Linked DNA regions of Homo sapiens: region 2 is linked to region 1. The links are chromatin contacts, found by Hi-C in ENCODE. All regions are on one chromosome and are shown on one strand. The core of a region is the stretch at or near the end of the contact, and the rest is flanking DNA. Distances in the headings are between cores, read along the strand shown. Region 1 holds the start of AUTS2 (activator of transcription and developmental regulator AUTS2). Region 2 has its middle 420 kb from the start of CT66.

The links. Hi-C counts contacts between places; a loop is a spot of excess contacts on that map. Pooled maps may share reads with other maps.
Region 2: a map of sigmoid colon shows a loop between it and region 1 (12-fold over the local background). The contact joins the enhancer-like site here to the promoter of AUTS2 in region 1. A Hi-C loop is called at or near these places in 2 of 168 maps with a recorded cell type or tissue (chondrocyte and sigmoid colon) and 4 of 50 pooled maps.

What each region holds. Positions count from the first base shown.
Region 1 is chr7:69,594,410-69,601,126 of GRCh38, forward strand. AUTS2 (activator of transcription and developmental regulator AUTS2) reads left to right here and starts at 4,066. Exons shown (of 19, transcript NM_015570.4): 1 at 4,066-5,553. The coding sequence starts at 5,245. It overlaps CT66 (cancer/testis associated transcript 66), which reads right to left and starts at 3,215. Exons shown (of 3, transcript NR_148927.1): 1 at 2,638-3,215; 2 at 2,246-2,282; 3 at 395-2,024. RefSeq lists enhancers at 3,236-3,315, 4,496-4,545 and silencers at 3,626-4,045, 4,066-4,145, 5,310-5,379.
Region 2 is chr7:69,174,708-69,181,424 of GRCh38, forward strand. No RefSeq gene overlaps it. Among named protein-coding and RNA genes, the nearest start is that of CT66, 420 kb to the right of the region's middle. Within about 2 kb of position 3,649, at least 2 of the 41 ENCODE cell types and tissues checked have a DNase peak (open chromatin) inside an H3K27ac peak, as active enhancers do.

The sequences.
Region 1 (6,717 bases), core at 2,816-5,315:
TACATGTGCCATGATGGTTTGCTGCACCTGTCAACCCATCATCTAGGTTTTAAGCTGCGCAAGCATTAGGTATTTGTCCTAATGCTCTCCCTCCCCTTGCCCCCCACCCCTCAACAGGCCCCAGTGTGTGATGTTCCCCTCCCTGTGTCCATGTGTTCTCATTGTTCAACTCCCACTTATGAGTGAGAACATGCGGTGTTTGATTTTCTGTTCCTGTGTTAGTTTGCTGAGAATGATGGCTTCCAGCTTCATTTATGTCCCAAATAAACCACATCTTATTTATCTATTTTACTATTCATAAGCATTGGGTAGTGTCATTAATAATAAAAAAAAACGAAGTATTATATAGGTACTCATATGTACACAAGCAATACTCATATGCATTTATATATACACAGCATTTTAAAGCTTTTTATTGAAGCATAATTTACATACACAGAGATGCATATATCAATAGTACAGCTCAATGAATTTTCACAAACTGAACACACCAGTACCCAGCTCAAGAAACAACACTACCAGCTCCCCAGAAGCCGATTGGTGTTCTCTCCTAGTCATCAGCTCTCTCTCAAGGGTAACCACTATCCTGACTTTGAATAGCATCAATGACTTTTGTCTGTTTCTGTACTTCACATAAATGGAGTCCCGCAATTGTACATCTCCCTTTTTTCACTTAGCACATTTGTAAGGTTCATATATTTTACTGCATTTGGAAGCAGATTGTTCATTCTTAGTGTGGTAGAATGTACTCTGTTGTATGAATATACCACCAATTATTTATCTATTTTACTGTTTATGACCATTTGGGTTGTTTCCTGGTTGGGGGTTATTTATGAATAGGGTTGCTCTGAGTGATTTAATAGTCTTTTGGCACACATGGGACATTGGTATATTCCTAAGCGTGGAACTGCTGGGCCATAGGGTTTTCATATGTTTAACTTTAACAGATATTGCCAGTTTTCCAAAGTGGTTGTACTATATACCTAGCATTTGACTTCCTGAGGAATCATTCTAAGAAGGGCATTTCAGCATAACCATTAAGAGAACAGGTTTTGGAGTCACTCAGATCAAATTTAGCTTATGACTAAGGAGTGGAGGCACCTTGGACAATATGCTTAACTTTAAGCCTCAGTTTACTCAACTGTAAAATAGGAATAATAAAACTTTTCTCAAAATTTATGAGAATTAAATGAGATATTATTTTAATGCAGTTAGAACAGTGCCTGAAACATAATAAATGCTTAGCTTATTATATGGCAGTTATTAATCGCTAGCAGTTAAAACACAGGCAAAATGGAGAATTAGAAACAAATATGGGCAATATAATCCAGAAACAATTTTAATTGTATGACTGAAGAAACCTAAGAAACTCTGACCCAAAAGGCATTGCTAATTCCAGGGAAGATTATATTGAATGCTGAACATTATCCCAAAATGCGTTTGCAAATTACCCTCACCAGAGGCAAGGTTCTTGGATGCAGTGTATTATCATTCATTTTTTTTTCCAGTTATTACTCTTTAAAGACAGGACTGCCAAGGGCTACTCTAGAAAGTCACTAATATAATACCTTTTATTATATTTCCCAATTTCACACCTTCCTCAACCCAATCCCCAAAGTTGTTGAAAGGTGACTGTAATTGCATCGTTAGTTCTTAGCTTTCCTGGAATCTTATCTAAGACAACTTTCACATCCCCCAAAACCCTAAAAATAAGCCCAGATTTTTGCTTTAAATTGCGAAGAACTTGCTTTATTTTGTAGGATGAGCTTGATAACCTCAGCGTGGATTTCAGCAGCTGCCGGAAACAGCACTCTAGAAGTTAACACAGGTACGCTCCGTACTGAGGCACTGTTTTAGCTAACTGCTCCAGGGACAGCAGGCTCAGTCCTCTTAGGTAAGTAATTTTGGAAGGTGGCACTGTGTTCCTAATAAATTGAATCAGATCCCTTAGGTTAGTCACTATTCTTAAGAAATAAAGCACGAAATCAACTTGAAGTCATCTGTTGAGAAGGCCGTGGATAGACCTGAAAAGGAACATTTTGAACATTTAATTGAACCTCTTTGATTTACAGATGAAAAAACTAGTCATTTAAAAAAGTCTTGCCTAAGGTCAAATGTTTTGTTTCCTGGACTGGCATAAAGCTCATCTGTCACAGTCGGGTGGATGTTCCTTTCTGTTCCTGGCAACTTGACCCCCCCGTCCCCCCAACCCCATCTCTCCATCTGATTTCATAAAGATCCAGACCTGGGATTCAGAAACGGGGAAGCTGAAGGAGTGTGACCTAAAACAAGAGAAAGACAAGCTATTAAATTGTTATTAGGAATTATAAGACGAGAGAGGCTTGCCTGCTAGAACGTCAAGAAGCAGTATCTTTTCTGTTTTGTACAACGCTGTATTCCCAGCACCTACAACTGTGCCTGCTAAGCCTGGTAAGGCCTAATAATTGTTAAATGAAAAACAATCAATCACTCAATCATAGATGTGTCAGATTGTGAGAGAAAACACGTCCTTACTGTTTTCTCTACCACCCTCCTTCCAGTAATACTAATAAAATGTGCACATTTGTATTCTAAAGAGGTGAAATCATATACACAGCGCTCTAGCACGGTGCCTGGCCCATTGTAATTAATACATGCCAGTTTATTTTCCTTTTCTTCCTCCACAAGTATGGGCTACTAGGGAGGACGAAGGGTTGGTGCCGTGGTGTTTATGTGCCTGGACAGAAAGTGAAGCGTATCCAAGAGGCTGCTGAGAGCGGGCTGTCGGTCTTTCTGATCCGTATAGATCAATTCCAGTGCCCTGAAAAACGCACAGCTATTTTACCCAGAGAGGCTGGTCGCTTTTGTTGATCGATTCTCGGCTGCAGTCAGCTCTTTAATACAACTTTTTATGAGCATCAGCCACATTGCGGCGGGAGGAGGGGCTGTGGTGGAAAAAGCAGGGAAACCGCCCCCCACTCCCAAAAAGTAAAGGAAGCCCGCGGGGCAGGGACTGCGGTTTGCCGGTCTAACGGGTCCTCGAGCTGGGGCGGCGGTCCCGGCCCCTTCGGCCCCGCCCCTCGCCCGCGGCCGCCTCCGAGGTTCAAGTTCGGCCCCCGGCTGTTAGGCCTCGCGCTCCCGGATCTGAAGCCGCCCGTGCGTCCCTAGGTCCCCCGCTGGAAGACGAGGCGGGAATCCCAGGGGTCATCCGGGCGCGGGGTCGCTCGTCCACGCACTGTGGTGCCACGTGGAGGAAAAGTTTCCAACTCTGCCAGTTGGTGCTCCCACTGCGCCCAGGCGGAGCAAAGGCCCGCGCTTTGGCACCCGCTCCCCGTTCTGTCTCCTCCAGTCGCGCCCCCTCCCAGGGACGCCCCCCTTGTACCCCTTCTCTGAATTCCCTTCTCTCCTCGCAGCGCAGGTAGCCAAGGGAAAACACCCTTGGGGGCTGGTGGGGCTTCCCGAGAAGGCGGCCTCGGGCCGGCCAGGGGTAGAGGATCCAGGGACAAGTGTCCCGAGGAGGATGTGGGGGGCGCGCGCGCGAAGTGGCCTGGGAGCAGGGGCCCACACGCGTCCCCGCTGCGACAGGCGGGATCCTCCGGCGGCTTCCACGCCCTGGCGCGCCAACTCTGCCCGGCCGCGGCCGACCCCACGCGGGCGCCCCCTCCACGCCCCCGCCCCCGCCCCCCTCACAGCTCCCCACCGCCCCCAGTGCGCAGGCCCGGCCGCCCCAGCGCGCATGCCCTGGGCTCGCGAGCGCGGCCAGCCCCCAGCCTTTTGCTTTCTACACACTCTACAACTGGGGAGGGGGCGGGGGAGGAGGGAGCCCAGCCGTCCACGTGATCCCGCCGGCCGGGGCCGCGGGGGCGGGAGCGCGCGCCGAGAGAGGCGCGGGGAGGGCGGGTGCGCGGGAGCGCGCGCACTCGAGCGAGCGAGCGAAAGCACGAACGAGCGAGCGAGCGAGCGAGCGAGCGGGCGGGCGCGGGGTTGGGCTGAGGCGGGCGGCGGCGGCGGCGGCGGCGGTGGGCTGGCCGCGGAGGGGGAGGAGCGGGAGCTGCGCGAGGCAGGCGGGCGGGCGGAGGATGGGGCAGTGCCCGGGCTCCCGCTGCAGCCGCCCGGGGACACGCCGTGCACCCTCCGGCTCGGGGCTTTCTCGGCGGCGGCGGCGGCAGCAGCAGCAGCGTTAGCGGCGGCGGCGAGAGCAGCGTTCCCGGCTGCGCTTCTCCCTCAGGCGGGGCGGCGAGAGAAGCGGCGGCGGCGGCGGCGGCACACCGGTGTCTCTCCCGCTGGAGATTTCTTTCTGCTTTCCTCATCGACTGACTGACTCACCCCCTCCCTTTTTTGAGGAAGGGTGACCTCTTCTCTGGGACTGGAAAAAATATTTTTGTGAGGAGGGGGGCGGGTGGCAGCGACAGGGTTTGCTTCTTCTCTTCTTTCATCTCCCTCTCCTCCCCCCTCGAAGACCGAAAAGCAAACCCCACAACTGCTCCAGCAGCATCCTCCTTCCCTTCCTCCGCCTCCCTTCTCCTCCGCCGCTCGCAGTTTCGCCCTCTCTTCCGCTAATGATTGCATTATTATGCTCCCCTCTCTGGGGGGTCTCGCCCCTCTTGGGTCGCTCCGGAGCCCCGGCCTCCCCTGGCTGCATTTCTTAAAAATTTGGGAGCCTGGGAGTGAGTTTTCTCCGAGGCGTGTGTGAGAGGCGGCGGGGGTGTTTTCCTGCGCGAGGGGCGGGTGAAGTTCATTGCCCCCACTTTTCCCGCGACCTTTTTCGGACCCGATTTTGGATCGAGTTGAGGGGGGCGCGGGCGTTTTCGGGGGGCGGGGGGCGCGGCGGAGAATGGCCGCGGGGAGGGCTCCCCGGAGCCTCCCAGTCTCTTGATCAAAGCATTCCGCTATTCTGATTTATTGCTTGCTTGGTGAGTTATTTTTTTTTCCTCTAAAGGAGACCTGTGTGTTCAGCCATTACTTTGCTCGGCGCTGCTCCCAGGCATCTCCGACCCTCGGTGCTGTGGGGAGCCCCACACTTGGGCTCCTCGCCTCTCGCCCTCGCTCCCCGTCCCTCCTCCCCTCTCTCCGCCCCTTCCCCCTTTTCTTTCTCCTCTCTTTCTTCCCCTCTCTCCCTTCTTTCGGCCGCCGTCTCCCCCGCGCCCTCCTCGGGGCGGAGGGAAGCCGTGAAGGGGGAGGGAGGGCTCGGTGTCAATTTTTTTTTGTGTGGCTGCGGCCGTAGCCTGTGGCGGGCAAGCGGGGAGACCCCGGCGCAGCAGAACCATGGATGGCCCGACGCGGGGCCATGGACTCCGCAAAAAGCGGCGGTCGCGGTCGCAGCGAGACCGGGAGAGGCGCTCCCGGGGCGGGCTGGGGGCCGGCGCGGCCGGCGGCGGCGGGGCTGGCCGGACCCGGGCGCTCTCACTCGCCTCGTCGTCGGGCTCCGACAAGGAAGACAATGGGAAGCCCCCGTCCTCCGCCCCGTCCCGGCCCAGACCCCCGCGGAGGAAGCGGAGAGAGTCCACCTCGGCAGAAGAGGACATCATTGATGGATTTGCCATGACCAGCTTTGTCACTTTTGAAGCGCTGGAGGTAAGGGGGACCCCCCTTCCCCCGGGTTCCCTTTATGCACGACCCCACTCGGCTGCGCCCGGCTCTCCTGCCTCCCTCGCCGCGCTCCGGGCTGTCTGTCTGTCTGTCTGTCTGTCTGTCTGTCTAGGCTGAGGTCTTATTGTTGGTGGGGGGAGCTGGGGGCGCGGGCAGACAGGCAGCAGGAGGGAGTCGCAAAGCCGTGCCTGGTCTCGTTTCCTCGCTCGCCTTTCCCCTGCGCCCCCTCCCTGCACCCCCTCCACAGCAGATGGGCAGAAAGAAAGGGGTTCGGGCATCACAACAATGCGCCCCCTCTCCACAGAGAGCTCTGCCCCCACTCCTTCCTCCTCTCCCTCCCCAATCATGGCTTCTTGGCTGGTGGAAGTCTCTTTGCTGGGTTTGGGGCGCCTGTGGACGGTTCTGTGTGCTTTCTACAGAGTCATATGTTCGTGTGTGTGTGTGTGTGTGTGTGTGTGTGTGTGTCTGTGTAGTATATACCTTTCCCGGGTGTCCTCGGGACTGGAGACTGATGGGGTTTTGTGATTTCTTTGCGCCTCCCCCCATTACCCCCCCATATTCTTTTTTTTTTTTTTTTTTTGGTGAAGCTGGGGAAGGGGGCGTTTTCTCCTGGTTGGGAGAAAGGAGGGAGGAGGGGAGAGAAGAGGGAAGGGTGGAATAGCTCTCTGTATTCTGTATGGGGTTCTGTTACAGAAAGGGTTAATTATAATATTATCTATACACATACATAGGCACATGTGTGTGTGTACATGAGCAATTTAGTTAAAGGACAGAAAAAGGTACACCAGGGAAGACTGGTGGGAGGGAAGAATAAAATCCTAGCTGCTATCTGAAGGGCTTGTCACCAATTGTCCCTCTCCCTTTCCTTTTTTGTGTTTTCTTTTTTTTCTTTCTAAGTGATTGGCTTTGTGTGTGTCTATGTGTGTGTCTTTCTTTATTCCTTGGGCACCTGCAGCGTTGATTTTCAAATGCACATTTTCCTTCCAGCCAACTGGCTCCTAGGGTAGGGGGAAAGGGAAAAGGGAGGGAGGGGGAGACTGTCCAGGGTTGGGGGGAAACTGTCTTTGCCTGGACCTGTCTCCTTTGGTGTGGTATTGGTCATTGGCCTCTATAAATTTAACCGCCTAATTTCCTCCCCCACCTCCCTGT
Region 2 (6,717 bases), core at 2,399-4,898, 420 kb before region 1:
CTGGGCATAGTGGCTCATGCCTGTAATCCCAGCACTGTGGGAGGCCGAGGCAGGTGGATCACTTGAGATCAAGAGTTTGGGACCAACGTGGCCAACATGGTGAAACCGCATCTCTACTAACAATACAAAAATTAGCCAGGTGTGGTGGCATGCACCTGTAATCCCAGCTACTCAGGAGGCTGAGGCAGAAGAACCACTTGAACCCAAGAGGCAGAGGTTGCAGTGAGACTCCATCTCAAAAAAAAAAAAAAGGACTTTGTGAGCTCTGTCTTCAGGAAACAATTTGCTAGCTGGACTTATCACTACATTCCATTTTAATTTTTTTTTATTTTGGTAGAAAGAGGGTCAAGCAATTCTACTGCCTTGGTCTTCCAAAGCACTGGGATTGTAGGCATGAGCCACTGCACCCGGCCACTATGTTCAATTTTGGTGACTTGCCAGAGTGGACACTTATTTCTTACTTGTATTTCTGTGCTTATGACTTGCCTGGGCCCTTTATGTTCTTGGGAGCCGTCAGTAGTACTGTGCTCTGTCTGCTAATGGACTTGCTTCCTGGGCCACAACCTGGTCAGAGAAGAAAGTTATACCTCTGGCTTTCTACCTCCCAGAATGCTGGGACCCCACACCTCTTACATTCCTTATTCTGTCTCTTTAACTGGAAATGAGGTGTTCTCACATACCCCAGAGCTTCTTACCTTGCAGGAGCAGCAAGACCCGGACCTCCAAGAGGGAGATGGTGGCTCTGCGAGCCTTTTTCTAGCAGCCCTGATGGAATTTGTTCCAGGAGAGTAGGAGTTACAAGGAAGCAAAAGGACCAGGGCCTCTATTCGGAGAGTCTAACAAAGGAGTTGTAGCACTACTGGAGCAAAGAAGGAAGTCAAGGTCAGTGGTCCATGACCCAGGGCAGCTGTGCCGTGGACAACTCAAGAAAACCTCAATGACTATCAAGAATTGTCTATGCTTGAACCACCTGGGACCGGCCAAGGGGAAGAAAGGAATGTAAAAGGTGTGGGGTCCCAGCATTCTGGGAGGTAGAAAGCCAGAGGTATAACTGTCTTCTCTGATCAGGTTGTGGCCTCAGAAGCAAGCCCATTAGAGCAGGGGTCCCCAACCCTTGAATCACAGACCGGCACCAGTACTGGTACCGGTCTGTGGCCTGTTAGCAACCAGGCTGCACAGCAGGAGGTGAGCCACAGGCAGGCGAGCAAAGCTTCATCTGTACACACAGCCGCTCCCCATGACTCGCATCCCCACCTGAGCTCTGCCTCCTGTCAGATCAGTGGTGGCATTAGATTCTCATAGGAGCAGGAGCCCTGTTGTGAACTGTGCATGCCCGGGAACTAGGTTGCGAGCTCCTTATGAGAATCTAATGCCTGATGATCTGGCACTGTCTCCCATCACTTCCAGATGGGACCATCTACTTGCAGGAAAACAAGTTCAGGGCTCCCACTGATTCTACATGACAGCAAATTGTATAATTATTTTGTTATATATTACAATGTGATAATAATAGAAATAAAGTGCACAATAAATATAATGCCCTTGAATCATCCTGAAACCATCCCCCCCACCTCCGCTGTCTGTGGAAAAATTGTTTTCCACCAAACTAGTCCCTGGTGCCAAAAAGGTTGGGGACTGTTGTATTAGAACAGACAGAGGACAGCTCTGTTGAGGGGTCTCAAGAACATAAAGGGCCCAGGCAAGTCATAAGCAGATAAATAAAAGTAAGAAATTAAGGTCTACTATGACAAGTCACTAAAATTGAACATAGAGGCTAGGTGCAGTGGTTCACACCTATAATTCCAGCACCTTTGGAGGCTGAGGCAGGAGAATTGCTTGAGGCCAGGAATTTGAGACCAGCCTGGGCAACATAGCAAGACCCTGTCTCTACAAAAAAAAAAATTAAATTGAATCTAGTGATAAATCCAGCTAGCAAATTGTTCTCTGCAAACTGAGCCCGTGAAGTCTTGTCATAGATTATTTAAATCTACAACTTGTATGAGCTGCAAAATAGATTGACAAAATCAGAAGCTGTCCTTTTTCTAGTCACTCTTCTTTGCCTTCTCTGAGTCTGCTTTTAGAATTTCACATGGCAGGTAGGCACTGCAATATTCTGGGCCCAAAAATATTTTTCAGGAAACCAAGGTCGAAATATCAACCTGTCAGACGTTGTCTTAGGTTATTAGCCTGTCTGGTGGCTGCCTTGCAGAAGCTGGCTGGAAATCTGACCAGGTATGTGTTTCCCCCCTCTTTCCCTATATATTTCCTTTCTTTACCCAGCATATTTTCCTAGGATTATGATTCACATATTTAAAATTAGAGCAGAAAAAGTGGGGGAAAGAGGTGATTTATGTTCTTTCCCCATTCCTAGCAATGTTTAGCCTCTGGAATCTAGATTAACAATGTGATGTGCTGAGATCCTGAAGGAAAATGAAAGAGAGAGGAGGAAGAAAAGGAGGAGGATGAATTGAAGAAGATGGAGCTCACTGCAAATTATATTTCCAGTTCCCAGACTTAGAAGGACATTGCAACTGAAATTGCTTGTGCTTGTAAAATTCTATCATGCTCAAAGAACCTCTTTTTATAGATGAAATCAGGTTTAACAGACGAATGTTGTGCCTCAAATTAATTAGAATAAATTCGTTCCCTAATGAAATATACCATCAACCATGAAAAAAAAAACCTAAAGGGTAAGAAGTATTAATGTGTCGATTAAGAGGAATGATGATAAGGATGTCAGTTTATGGAAAGTAACGCTGTGTCTATATACACAGATGGCTTTGAAAGACATAGACTCTTCCAACACTTGGATCACAACCAACCAGTTACAAACTGCTTGGTTGCTTGACTGAATTCAGCTGGTTTGTTTTGAAAATAACCCACACTCTGCCTAACATCATCACTTTCCAAACCACTTTGCTGGGTGCTAGCTTCACGTGTCTGCCTAAGCTCAAACTGTTGATGGATGACACTTGGGAATTGGCTGAAGAAGAGAGTTAACAGAACGTCCTGAAATCAGGAGAGAACTAAACAAGAGCTGTGGCAGAAAGCCAGCTTCAGTCGAAGAGAGATACCAAACCGAGACAGTGGAAGTGTCAGAAAGAAAAATGGGTGATTCTAGAAAATTCCATCCTAAAACATGTCAAGGGAGCTGGGTTTTTCCTAGGCACCAGTGCTCAGGGGGCAATCCTTGAAAACAGGAAGAAGGAACCAGCTTGGTGATCTGGTCTTTCCATACGGGAATTTAGCGAGATGGGATAGTCAATGACACCTTGGCACTCTCCCCGACGTGGAATGTCATTCTTATTTTCATAATCCAGAAGTTTTTAAGAACAGAACTGTTGATGTACTGCTCAACTGACTTTTAGTTAGTTCCAAGAGAAAGATGGAGAAGTCCACAGAGAGCCGGCTCTTATTCTAAACAGCTGGGATGGAGTTGGAATGACATGAATGTAGACATTCACTTCTAGCATCTCACAGTATTCACACAGCTCCAGAGAAAGGCAGGGGGACTAATTCCTTTCTAATTAGTCACAGAAGCTTTTGATAAGAGCCCCAAGAGGTCCATGGCCCCAAATATCACTTGACACATGAGCACGTGAGTCGCTAAATGCATCCTGGATGAGATGGATAGGTGGTGCCAAGTCCTAAATCTCCTATGGGGTTTCCTTTGACAGCCCACTCTTATGATTTAGGGCACCATCGGTGGCCCTGGTTTGATTCATCACTTGGTAATTCATCTTCCCCAACAAGCTATGGTTCCTGTTTTGTAACGCCCTTCCATTCTTCTCCTTTGAAGAGAGACAGAAACAGTGATAAAAGGCAGGCTTTGGAACAGAATTCTAGATTTTTCCTTCCAGAATTAGCCCTCGATAAAAAGAAGAAACAAACAGACAACGAAATCAACTTAAAGAAAGACTGTACCTATAGACAAAACAATGACCATTTACATCAAATATGCCACCTGCATTATTTCACGTGTTTGTATAAGTCCCCTGACCAGCCATAGCAACATATGAACAAGTGAGTGGATTTTTCCATCTGAACATTCTGACTACTTAAAAGTTAAAAACACATATGGGTTTTTGTTTTTTTGTTTGTTTGTTTTGTTCTATTTTGTTTTTGAGATGGAGTCTTGCTGTCTCCCAGGCTGGAGTGCAGTGGCGCCACCTCGGCTCACTGCAACATCCGCCTCCCAGGTTCAAGCAATTCTCCTACCTCAGCCTCCCGAGTAGCTGGGACTACAGGCTTGCACCACCATGTCTGGCTAAATTTTTTGTATTTTAGTAGAGACACGGTTTTTCCATGTTTCCCAGGGTGGTCTCATACTCCTGAGCTCAGGCAATCCACCTGACTCAGCCTCCCAACATAAGGGTTTTTAAAGGAAAATTATATTTTGACTCTTATGTATATAAAGTCGTTAATATATTATGTCTCACAATTCTGTCCTACAAGTTATTACTGCCATTTTTTTTTTTTTTTGAGACAGGGTCTGCCTCCGTTGCCCTGGCTGGGGTGAAGTGGCATGATCTCAGCTCACTCCAGCTTTGGCCTCCTGGGCTCAAGTGGTCCTCCCACCTCAGCCTCCCCAGTAGCTAGGACTATAGGCATGCACCACCACACCTGACTAATTTTAGTACTTTTTGTAGAGATGGGATTCCACCATGTTGCTCAGGCTGGTCTCAAACTCCTGAGTTCAAGCGATCCTCCTACCTTGGCCTCCCAAAGTGCTGGGATTACAGGCGTTAGCCACCACGCCCAGCCGTTACTGCCATTTTGAATTTTGTTATGTATTATCTGCTTTGGCATTTGTAAGTCCCTATACTTCTTGCTTTTACAACATTTGTAAGCAATACTTACCGTGCTTTTATTATAGAAGCAATGTATATGCATTATAGTGAGCTTGGAAAAATAACATTTCAGGCTAATATAAAGAAAAAATGCTTAGTATACTACTATTACTGTATAATAGAAATAATCATCATTTACAACTTGTTAAATTTTGTATATTTACATATAACATACATATTAGATAAAATGTTTAAATATTAGGGTCATCTAATCTAAGGGTAACATAGTAACATGTTGCTTTTCTCTGTAAACTACCCTCATACTCTAGTCAGCCCTAATCAGCCTGTAATAAACTCTATCAGTCTGAAGGGAGTTTATTAGCGAAATAAAGCATAAAGGACACTGAAGTAAAATTCAGCTTTTGAAATTCAAAAATGGGATTCTGCATCAGACAGTACCTTGCAACCCGAGGCATGTTCTGAAGAAAGGTTTGTCTAAATCTCATAATCTCCCCTACCCTAACACAACCCAAGCCAACTATTTTTATCATTTAGATTGCAGGTTTTTATTTAAGAGACATACAGATGGAAAGAGGAAAGGGGAAATCTCACCCTCTAATATAGATGTGCCAATTTTCCCCTCTCCAGCCTGAGAAGGGCAGCTATACAGATGAATGAAGGTGTTACAGGAGGCAGATATATGGATAAATGAAGGTATTACAGAGTGCAAAGGAGACCCCAGACTACATTTGCCATCTACGACTCTACTTCTGAGTTTTGCCTCTCATGTTTCCCCAGCACCATCTTGGGGTGCAGTCACATGAATCTCGCTGCAGAGTATCAGTCAGACAGGGAGACACCCTGAGATTTGGCTCTCCGGAGCTGTCCTGGGTTCCCAGGTAGCAAGGATATGCAGTAGAGAGCCAGATGGGCTGCCCAGGGGTATGAAAGAGCAGGGTGGGTATATTAGTCTGTTCTCATGCTGCTATAAGGACATACCTGAGACTGGGTAATTTATAAAGAAAAGAAGTTTAATTGACTCATAGTCCCGCATGGCTAGGGAGGCCTAAGATGTTTAGATCCACAGATTTTAAACTTGGCTAAGTTTTTATTCATGTTTGAAGGTAGAAGCAAAATATTATAGAAAATGTAAGGATCTAGGAAATTTACCAACTACTTGCTCTTTGTGGGAAAAAATGGTTTTGGAAGACATTGTCTAACTGACCTAGAGCTAAATCAATATTATGAACTCATAAAAGTCAGTGCTCTGACATGCTTTGTATATAAAAATGAAACTTAACAATCATAGTCAAAGGCACCTCTTCACAGGGTGGCAGGAGAGAGAATGGATGCTGAGCAAAGGGGGAAGTCCCTTATAAAACCATCAGCTCTCATGGGAACTCACTCACTATCACAAGACCAGCATCAGGAAAACTGCCTCCGTGATTCAATTATCTCCACCTGGTCTTGCCCTTGACACATGGGGATTACTACAATTCAAGGTGAGATTTGGGTGGAGACACAGAGCCAAACCATATCAGTGGGCCTTCTGCAGAGCTGAGATGGGCCCCCAGGTCAGCAGCCTGGATGAAGGATGAGGCAGAAGTTCCAGGATCATTTTTTTCTTGAGACAGGGTCTCCCTGTGTTGCCCAGGCTGGAGTGCAGTAGTGTGATCATAGCTCACTACGGCCTCAAAGTCCTAGGCTGAAGCAATCCTCCTACCTCAGCCTCCCAAGTAGCTGGGACTACAGGCACACACCATCATGCTGAGCTAATTTTTATTTTTTTGGAGTGACAGGGGTCTTGCTATGTTTCCCCAGCTGATCTGTAACTCCTGGCCTCAAGCAATCCTCTCACTTCGGCCTCCCAAAGCTCTGAGATTACAGGAATGAGCCACTGTGCCTGGCTAGGGGTCATTTTTTATAC